Linked DNA regions of Homo sapiens: region 2 is linked to region 1. Evidence: chromatin loops called from intact Hi-C (ENCODE). Cell type or tissue: GM12878. All regions are shown on one strand. Each heading gives the region's core, and the rest is flanking DNA. Links, peaks and the distances in the headings are about the cores only. Region 1 has its middle 11 kb from the start of SNORA88. Region 2 has its middle 3.1 kb from the start of RCN1.

Region 1 (5,502 bases), core at 329-5,328:
TAACAGTGCTCACCAGACCAAGATTAACAGTGCTCACCAGGCCACACTCACTGCTTAAAGCTGGGAGCTGGAGTGTAGCTCCCTTAGTTGTGAAAGGAGACTGAAAAGTGCTGATCACTACCTGGGGCTATGGCAGAGTTTCTTACCCTAAGGGCTGTTGACACATTGGGCCAGATAATTCTGTGTAGTAGAGTTGTTCTATGCATTGTAGAATGTTTAGCGCTGTTCCTGGCCTCTACCCATTAAATGCCAGTAACAACAACCCACCTCCTCCAGTTGTGACAACCAAAAGTATCTACAGACATTGCCCAGTGTCCCTTGTGGAAAAATTCAGAATTGCTGGGCTATGACTGTAAGAATGATGGGAACCTATAGAGGCTGGAGAACCCAGAGCTTCTTGAGTAAGAATTCAACTAAATTGGCCACTGCCTCATGATTGGATCTATGATTTTCCCAACAATACATGGGACAGGAGCCCTGAAATGCCATTAGAAGATCTGATTGGGGGTCATCTTCGTGGAGGTAATTGCAAAGCTGTCAAATAAGGAAGTCAAGCAAGCAATAAAAGGTAAAATAAACCAACAAATGAAATAAGAACCAATTAGAAACCTTGAAAATAAAAAATATAGCCACCAAACCAGAAAAGCAATAGTATAAACTTTAGAGTATATGTAGTTGGAGAAAGAATTAGTGAACTGGAAGATAGCACTGAGTTAACATGTGCTTTAGTTAGTAGCATGCAGCACTAACAGAGAGGACATTTTAAAAAACAAAACAATTATTTTTTTTAAGTTAAGAGATATAATATATAGATCAAGAACTCCAATGTAAGAAATAGCAGAGAAACAGTATCTGACAAGAAACTGAAGAAAGGCGTGATCACCTTATGTATAGTGTATGCTGAGTTCCAAGCAGTACACACAAAGAAAAATTCACAGCTAAACACATCATAGTAAAACTGTAATACATAAAGTATAATTTCTTATGGGCAACAGTAAAGGCCAAAGACATTGAAGGAATATGTTCAAAGTGTTGAAAAATATAACCATCAACCTATAATTTTTCCACCCCACTAAACTATTATTCTAGAGCAGGGGCCTGCAAACTTTTTCTTAAAGGGCCAGAGAGTAAATATTTTAGGCTTCAAGGCAATATGACCATTTTTGCCCACTAAGATTTATGTCACATTTGGGAGGAAGATAGAAATAATGAGCAATTTGGGACTTTGTTGTACAAATGTAGAATTAAGTAAGTTGGTTAAAATACTAAGAATGGCAGAATGTGGTGGCTCACATCTGTAATCTCAGCACTGTGGGAGGAAGCAGGAAGATAGCTTGAGCTCAGGAGTTTGAGACCAACCTGGGCAACATAGTGAGACCATGGCTCTACCAAAACTTTTTTAAAAAATTAGCTCGAAGTAGTGGCATGTAGGTGTAGCCCCAGCTTCTCAGGAGGCTGAGGAAGGAGGATTGCTTGAGCCCAGGAGGTCAAAGCTACAGTGAGCCGTGATCACACCACTGCACTCCAGCCTGGGCAACAGAGCAAGATGCTGTCTCATTTTTTTGAGACAAAAAAAAAAAAAAGATTAAGGATGGCCATTAGAAGACTAGAAATACACTCTATACCTTCCAAACTAACAATGTAACAAGAAAAATTATAGAAAACTTTGTCAATCTAAAAGAAGCCAGAAAATGAGGGGAAAGAAGTCAAGAAGTGGATAACCAACAGAAACACACAAAATAAGATGGCAGAAATAATTCAGTATCTCAAGAAATATAACTAATCAATTAAATGACAGAGACTATCAAATTGAATCAAAGCAAACTAAAAAATAAAATGTGACAAAGTCCAGCTAGATATTGGCCCAGAACTCTCCTAAAGGGCTGTCTACCACAATTGCATTAGAAGTGAAAGACCTTCAGATTATTCCGCTGCTCCACCTAATGTCTGGTTCCTACAGAAGATTTAGTACCTTGTGGTTAAATAAATTTACTTAGTCCCTTCCATGAACTGATAGCTTAAATGTGAGTGAATTGGTCTGAAAGATTTCCAAGGTCTTTTTAACTCTAAAATGCCAAGATACAGTGATTCCCCTGGATAGGCAGAGCTTTGTGCCCGCATTCAGGAGCATCAAGGACACTACGGTTACCACTGACCGTGTGATGGAGGCTGGCCTTGGCACTTGGGCAGTGAGCATTTGCAGTGCAATCTCGGTTTGCATGTTGTCATTGGCCTGTGTTAAGGAGCCTTTGCAGATGGACAGACGCTTGTGATTGCCATCGCGTATGGGCAACATGGAGATTGGCCTGTAAGAGGCAGGAGAGGGCTTTTTGCTCCTAATGTGTTATGAAAGTTTGATCAGAGTGGGAATTTTCTGTCATGGGTGATTAGTATCATCTCCTATTAATATTTACTTTCCCTAATTCAGTATGAAAAGTGCCAACGTAAAAACACTTTGCTGTGAAAGGGAAAGAGGATGCAGAATGATGCCACATGCAGGTTCTAGTGTCTCCTTTCTTTAAGATGAGTGGCTCCTCCCAACCCCACTGCCACCCCGTTTATTCTTTTCCATGAGAGTTTAGCCTCCTTTTTTCCCACCCTCACAATAATTCCTGAATTCATTGAGCTATCTATCCCAAGTCAGGGAGGAATGTCAGAGTTCCTCCATGAGTCCAATCACAAATACATAATAATAATAACAACAGTAATAACATTGATACATAACTATTGTGTATGGAGTGCTTACTGTGTGTCAGGCATTGGGCTAAGTTCTTTATGGCTATTAATTCATTAAATTCCCTCCAACAGCCCTAGTGTCCCATATTACATATGTGGAAGCTAAGGCTTAGAGGGATTGTGGCTTGCCTGAGTTCCCACAGCCAGTAAGCAGCCGTGTAGGGCTCTAACTCAGTGGGTGGGACTGGGATTCAACTATGTGGAACAATGTCACCCATGCTGTGGAGGAGAAGACCATAACTTTTCTTTTTTTGAGGATCTCTTAGGCTCTCAACCAGAATTTCTCAGTCTTGGCCCTATTGACATTTTGGGCTGGAGAAGTCTTTGTTATGGGGCTTGTCCTGTGCATTGTAGGATGTTTACCCGCATCTTTGGTCTCTATCCATTAGATGCCAGTAGCAGCCCTACTCCTCACCTCCAAGTTGTGAAAATTAAAACTGTCTCCAGAAATGTCCAAGTGTCCCTAGGGGGCAGAATCACCCCTGCTTAAGAACCACTGCTGCAGACCAAGTTCTTCAACCCTCTGCCGCAGTGTCACATGGGAAGGAAGCCCTACTTCTTTCCTGCCCTCACACATTTGACAGGAGCTGCTGTTTGCAGAGATGGGAGTAGTTCTGAGTTTTGTTTCAGGTGAGAGGGAGTTTCCTGAACTCTGAGCTTCTGCTGTCTTAAAGGTACCTGGGCTTCCACTAGTCCAGTAAAAATGCAAGACTCCTTTGAGTCTCATGGCAGTCACATTGGGTGGCTTGCCCAGCTCCTGTTCCCTGGGAATGGCTCAGTGTGCTCAGGGGGCAGCCATGTGTCTAGCCAGAGCTGATGGGCCCAGGGTAGATTCTTAGTCCACTTGGGGCAATGAGTTCTGTCTCCCAGGAAGCTGAAAGTGGGACCAGGTTGAGTCTCTCTTGGTGGCTATGACTGTGACCTGCAAATGTGGCAGCTCCATTGACCTTCTTCCTGCCCTGTACACTAGCTGATATAGAGAAATTGTTCTCAAATTTGGTGCCCAGATCAGTAGCAGTAGCATCACTGGGAGCTGGTCAGAAACACACATTCTCAGTTCCCACCCAGACTTACAGATTCAGAAACTTGGAGGAGGTGTCCAGCGACCTGCAGGTTACCAAGCCCTCTGGGGGATTCTGATGTTCACTAAGGTTGGCACAGAGGGTGAGAGAGACTCAAGGAAATATGATCTATGGAATAGAGAGAGGAAACTCCTGTTGAAGAGATAACTTCCCAGTTCCCAGTTCCAGCTCTTCCTGCTTCCCAGCCACATTCCTGTCCTTCGGTTTAGTGAGATGCTTTTATGTTCTAACTACAAAATCTACCTCTGACTTTCCCCCTGCCCTTAAGTTGACTGAAGTCAGTTTCTGTTGCTTGCAACTGAAAAATTCTTACTCATTCATGTCACAATACAATTCACGTGGAGAAGAAATTATATGGAGCAATGTCACCCCAGCTGCTCAGGAAAATACTGTAATTTTATCAAGGGCTCTTGGAAATATTTAAAAGCTCCAGAGAAAATACCCCATGTTTATTTTCTTATTATCAAGAGCAAGAATTGTGTATTTGTGTGTCTATTTAAGGAAGCTTATGTACTGACTGCCCCTACCCCTTATCTCTCTTTGTATTTTTTATTCTTCAGTGCTAAAGGCTTGGTATTTTCTTGACTCTGCCCTCACTTTTTTCTCCCAGGTTAAACCTGGAATTAAGATAGATCTCAATCAGCCAACAAATATTTATTCAATGCCCACAATGTGGCATGTGTTTGGAGGGTCGGTTGGTCATGATTCCTACATAGTCTCTCCTCAAAAGAATGATAGCTTTGTAGGAGAGAATGCAATTATCCTACTCCTGTGACAGTAAGACACACAGTGTGATAAGTCCAGGATTAGGTCTGTGTTTAGGGTTCAGAGGAAACCCAGAAGAGAGAATGAGCCGCCAGGAAGGGGGAAGTTCTGGGAAAAGAGGAAGGAAGGGTGGTAATCAGAGAAAGCTTCCTAAAGGAAGTTCCACCTAAATTAGACCTGGAACTATGACTAAATGTCTACCAGGCAGAAAAGGCAAGGGAAGGAGAATGTTCAATTTGTGGTTCACAAGCACCGGAGAGAAGAATTTGATGCTTTATTGCTTATCTGCTTCTTGATCTGGCTGACTTGGAGGGCTACAGTATCATATACACACTGAAAATAAGGTAAGGACTTTTTAAAATTTCTCAAAGCCTCCAGAAACTATCTTTTATAGCACTGGCAGCGCCTCTTTTTGGACATAATTTATTAGCTGGACTTTCAGTGTGACATGGCTGAACATCACTGGCCTTTAAAGTCATCCTTGTAAGGAGAATAGGCTGTCTGTTGGTTTATCTCAACTAGAAGAAAAATAAAGAGTATGAAGAGGAAAAAATTCCCTATTAAGTTTTATAATTATAATATGAAAATTCAGTTAATTTCTTTTATCGTAGTGAGTCATTAAAGACTGAAGTAGGTTCCCAGCCTTTTGTTTCCAGAACAATCCCCCAGAGGCTGAGCGCTCTGTCATTCGAATGGGCCTGATTAAAGCAAGGAGCCGCTATCTTCAGATTACTGCTCTTTGTCATTACCATTACGTTATCTTGCTCTTCAGACTGATTTTTAATTTTTATGTTTGCAATTATAAATGATTTACAGGGACATTCATCGCCCGACCTGTCCTGAGTCATTAAATTCACCTAGGTTGAATAGCCCGATGTGCACCTGAAATTAACCAAATCGGTGACATTATCTTGCTGGA
Region 2 (5,230 bases), core at 1-5,000, 67 kb after region 1:
CAGTCGTCAAGGAGGGTCAAGCGGGGAACTTCTATATGACCAAGAGTCCCTCTAAAGGGAGCGGTACTGTGCGTTCCAGCTGCCAGGGGAACGCAGGCCCCACGCTGATAGATAGTCCTGTTTCCCAAATGAAATCAATCAGGATTTTAGATTTTTATGTTTTATTTCTAAATGTTGGTAACTCATTTTACAAAAGCACTAGTTGGATCCAATCTTACCTGTATTCAGTTGGTAATGCTACCAATACAGATATCTGTCCCATCAAACTTTCTGCAATGATGGAAATGCCCTCTATCTGGTCTGGCCTGTAGGTAGTGGCTGTTGAGCACTTGATGTGTAGCTTAGTGTAAGTGAGGCACTGAAATTTTAATTTAAATCTAAACTTAAAGAGCCACACGGGACTAATGGCTACCGTATTGGACGGTGAGGTCTCGAGCAGTCTCAGCCTTTTGACACTCATTGAAAGCCATGATCCTCTTCCAGAAAAATGCACATACAGCTACTGACACGGGTGCTTGATTAAAGAGTCGGAGGATTCATGGATCTTTTGAAGCCCCACCTATGAGCCCCAGGTTAAGAATCCCTAGAAGGCCGGGCACGGTGGCTCATGCCTGTAATCCCGGCACTTTGGGAGGCGGAGCCAGGTAGATCACTTGAGGTCAGGAGTTCGAGACCAGCTTGGCCAACATGGTGAAACACCGTCTCTACTAAAAATACAAAAATTAGCTGGGCGAGGTGGCGGGCGCCTGTAATCTCAGCTAGTCGGAGGCTGGGGTAGGAGAATCGCTTGAACCTGGGAGGCGAAGGTTGCAGTGAGCCGAGATCATGCCATTGCACTTCAACCTGGGAAACGAGAGAAACTCCATAAAAAAAAAAAAAAACCCTAGAAAACTGAAACGATAGTTGAAGAGGGAAACCCACCATGACAGCTAAATATCTGTACTCCTAGAAATTTCCTCCATCTTGCCTTGCCTCCCACCTCCATCCCTGATGTTTTCAAAAAGGTCTGGGATGTGCTTCTTGCCCTTGCAATAAAGATGTCGTCGCAACATAGACGCAAGTCCCTTTCTTGGGACGCCCTCTTTCAATCAATTAATAAATCATTACTGTCTTACTACTACAGCCTAAGCACTGGACTGGGTGCTGAGGGTACAATGGAGAACAAGATAATCATGGTGTCTGCAGAGCTATAGTGTATATGAACAGATGTTCATTCGTTCGTTCGTTCCATAAACTGAGCACCTGCTAAGTGTCAGGCTGTGCTGGATTCTGGCTAACTGAGATCCATGGATCACAAGTCAGCATGACAAGTGCTCACAGAGAAAGGCATGTAGTGGTCTGGGGGTACTGAACCGATCCAGACATGGGAATCAATCAGGGAAGGCCTCCCAGAGGAAGACACATTTAAATTGAGACTGAAGGTGAGTAAGATAAGCTAGATGGAAGGATGTAGTTATGTGAGAGAAGGATAAGATCCTGTACGAGCTAGCAGAGGACAGCTCCACATTTGAGGCAATGTCTTTGTGACCCCACTGGCTGGCAGTGAGAGCTGGGAAGCCAGTCCTTGGATCCCCGCTTCTCTTCCTAGTCCCCTTCTTTTCCTTGGATCCCCCCCTTCCCACCAGCTGACTTTGCATGGCACAAGAAGTACTGTGCCTGAGACCAGACATGCTTCCCCCAGCCAGCCTAGAGATCTGAATTTCTAGCAATAGAGGAGCATTACCTTGGGGGTGTAAGAGCTCCCTGCTGAAATGCAAGTGTCCTAAGGTAGGCGGTTTAGTACCTTCTGTGCTCATCAGGCAAGCAGGATATGAATTGTTGAGTGAGTGAGGGAGGAGAAGGAGGAGTGGGAGGAGGAACAGGGAGAAAAAGATTGGGGCTAGAAAAAGAAGGGGACTAGGAAGGGAACGGGAAAGCGAGTGGAGACTGGTGACAGTTTTTGCATATTCACAACTTTGGCCACAGGCTGGCCTGGGTCCCTGGGATTGGTCCAGACTCTCCAAAAAGGCATATCTTTTGCCCTTGTTATAGTTGGCTTCCTGCCAGACACTGGTGGTTTCCAACAGTTAGATTGTTTCAGAGGTAGTCTTGGCTCCTGTGGGAATTACCAGAGAATTCTAGCACTGCTGTGAATCCGGAAGAATTTACATAATTTCCCCTGGGCTTGCCTACACTCTTTTCCTTTATATTTATTTTCATCCCTCCACCCTACCATAAGAGTTCAAGTCCTCCCAATCAAAGGTTCAGGAAGGATGATGGGACAGAATAGTCAAGGTATTGCACTGTGTAATTGCTTTCTTTCATTTTCAAAGCTGTTTTGCATCTCCCCCCCATGTGCATGTTTGGGAAGAGTGACTAAGTGCATTGTCATGCCTTAGGTCTTAGGTTAACCTCCATTCTTGATGAAGCAGAGGAACAAGAACAAGATAAGTAACATTTAGCAGAGGGTTGATTCAGTGAAAAGGAAAAGCGAGTTTCAAATGGGTAAACTGATCAGCTTAGGGTATGCTGGTCTCCCGCATCTGGCCAAAAGTAACACCATCAACTACAACAAAAATCCAACCAGAAGTTACTGAAACAAGAAGAAAACTTTACCATCTCATGCAACAAGAAGTCATGAGTTATATTGGTTTCAGATTGGTTAATTTCAGTGGTTTCAGGACATCATCAAGGAATCAGGTTTTTTTGTTTTTGTTTTTGTTTCTCCCTCAGAAACAGTAGGGGAAAGGAATGTTCTCTCCCTTTCTTTGAAAAATAAACTTTCCCAGCAGACTGTCCCTCATATCTCATTGGCCAGAATTGTGTCATGTGCCTATGCTGGATCCAGTGACAGGCATGGGGAATAGAAATTCCATGATTGATTTCAACCAATCAAGACTCACTGGTAGGAGCTGGAAAGTACTGTATGTAGCATCCTCTGAAGCACATGATTAGGGTTCTGTGGGCGAGGAAGAACAAGCCAAATAGCTGTGTCTGCCACATGTTTAAAAGCACTTTCAGCATCTCTACCTCCCTCCTGCTTCTCCACCATTCAAAATTACATGAACTTTTCAGGTCCCAACTCAAATGTCACCTTCTCCATGAAGTTTTCCCTTATACCTTAAATCAGAATTAATTATTTCTTCATCAATATGCCCAGAGCCTTTGTATCTCACATACTTCTCACAGTCAGCTTTGTATTAATTTTTCTTCCCTTCTAATTCTGAATTCCTTGAGAGAAATGATCACAGCCGATTCATGTCCATGTTCGTAAATCCAGGGCCTACCATATTTACTGCCTTCTGGCAGAAGTTGATCGCCATAAGACAGATTTGCTGTGAGACCAGGACCATATTCTTTTGGCTCACCACTGTATACTCAACCTAGTATAGTGCCTGGCTCATAGTAGGTGCCCCTAAAATATCTTGAATGAATGATAAAATAACAATAGCTACCAACTTCTGCTTCTGGTCAAGATGGAGTGAAGGAGGGACTGGATTTATCCTCCCATTTGAAACAAACAAACAAAATATATGAAGCAACAGTTTTCAAGACACTGGACACCAGGCAATGAACAACATTGGAAACAAACTAGGTGAGTCCCAGGATTACCCCAGAATTACCTTGGCAGAGTTGCCAGGTCACTGTGCAGAGAGGGAGAACTAAGATGGATCCTGGCAGACTCCTGAAGTTGAAAAGACAGAAGTGAGTGTCCAGAGAGACCAAGTCAGCCGTGGTTCTAAAGAGAGAGTACTGGAGAGAAGATGGCTGCACAGAGAGAGAATCCCAAAGCTCCACAGAGGATCCCCTTGGCCATTCAGCAAAGTGGTGAACAGTGCATGCGTGTAGGCTGAGGACTGAGCCATCTGAAAGGATTAGAAGGAACAGTGGGTGCCAGGCATGGTACCTGTTCCCATCAGTCAGACTGGAAAAACTCATCATTCATGGGGCACTGGGTACTTAGTAAGGTCTTGCCTCAGTGGTGGGGAATAATTAACCCTAGACTGAGCACTGCTCCAGAAAGTGCCTCTCAAAGCACAAAGGCAAGACCTGAAAAGCTCAAGAAAACATACAAGAATTAAAAAAAAAAAAAATTTGGCACCCAACAAGGTGAAATTCACAATTTGCATTATCCAATCAAAGACACAGCAAGGCAGGAAAACACAGCGAGGAGAATAATCGGTCTGTAAAAACTGACCCAGAACTGACACAGATATTAGACTTAACAGAGAGGAACATTAAAACAATTATTGTAATTGTGTTAAATGTTTTAAAAGTTCAGAAGAGCCAGAGAAAATACAAAAAAGACACAAATTGAAAGCCTAGATAGCAAAACTTTGAAATCTGGGATGAAAAATACACCATATAAGATTAACAGAAGGTTAGATATTGCAGAAGACAATATCTTTTTACTAATTAAATACTTTATTGAATAAATACAATAGCAAAGAATGCATTCAAATGCTTTCTAAAAAATTAATTTTAAAGGTCTTTCTATTCAGACTAATGATAAACGCAGTAAAGGCAGATGTGCTAGTTTAACATAATTGGCTTATTTCATACAGCACTTTTATCTTTTAGTCCACAAGTATATTATTAAATGATAGAGAACATCTAATGCAACCATTTCCATGGGACTAGGAAATACATTTCTAAGAAAGAAAGATGTTATAGACCCCATCTTTTATACCCACCCCCTCAGTCTAACTCTAAAGAAGATAAAAAAATAATGACTATCTTCACAAGGGCTCATGACTAATGTCACTTTGCTATCAAAATCTGTATCTCTGATCGATTTTAAGCATTGAGACAAGATTCAAATATTTCCAAAGAAAGAAGCACAATGCACATTGTGGTCACTTATTCAGCAACAACGAGCACTGCATCCAAAACTATCTCACTTCGGAATGAAATAAGGTCAGCCACATGCATGGGCATCTCTTCCGCTATGGTATCGTAGAAAGTCTCAGTGTCATGAACAATCTATTTGTCTTCTTCAGTAACAGTTTATATCCACACCTTTCTTCCCAAGTCGACCCCCTCTGCCAATTCTTTGTTCTAATTGTGTGCTGTCTCACTTATGATTCCACGTCCTAAATTACATCAATGCCATTTCTGAGTACCATCTTGCCATCAACTGCTGCTGTCGACTCCTGTGAATATAGTTTTCACAATTGGTAGGTAGATCACAGTTTGTAACCAAAGACACTCATTGCTCCTCCATCCCACAAGCCGACAAGTCATTAGTGAT

Evidence for each region. Peaks named below come from ENCODE experiments on the same cell type or tissue, not always from the same donor. Only the 100,000 strongest peaks of a DNase experiment are listed, where the experiment ranks them.
Region 2: it touches region 1 in a loop (2.2-fold over the local background); 5 of 110 quality-filtered maps call a loop at or near these places.

The regions. Positions count from the first base shown.
Region 1 is chr11:32,152,221-32,157,722 of GRCh38, reverse strand. It overlaps the pseudogene THEM7P. Among named protein-coding and RNA genes, the nearest start is that of SNORA88, 11 kb to the right of the region's middle. In GM12878, for the core only: a CTCF peak has its summit at 3,201; DNase peaks (open chromatin) are centred at 3,282 and 3,829; H3K27ac peaks cover 1,952 bases.
Region 2 is chr11:32,085,321-32,090,550 of GRCh38, reverse strand. It overlaps the pseudogene EIF4A2P5. Among named protein-coding and RNA genes, the nearest start is that of RCN1, 3.1 kb to the left of the region's middle. In GM12878, for the core only: no CTCF peak of the experiment used is centred there; DNase peaks (open chromatin) are centred at 2,060, 2,360 and 2,870; H3K4me3 peaks cover 662 bases; H3K27ac peaks cover 2,415 bases.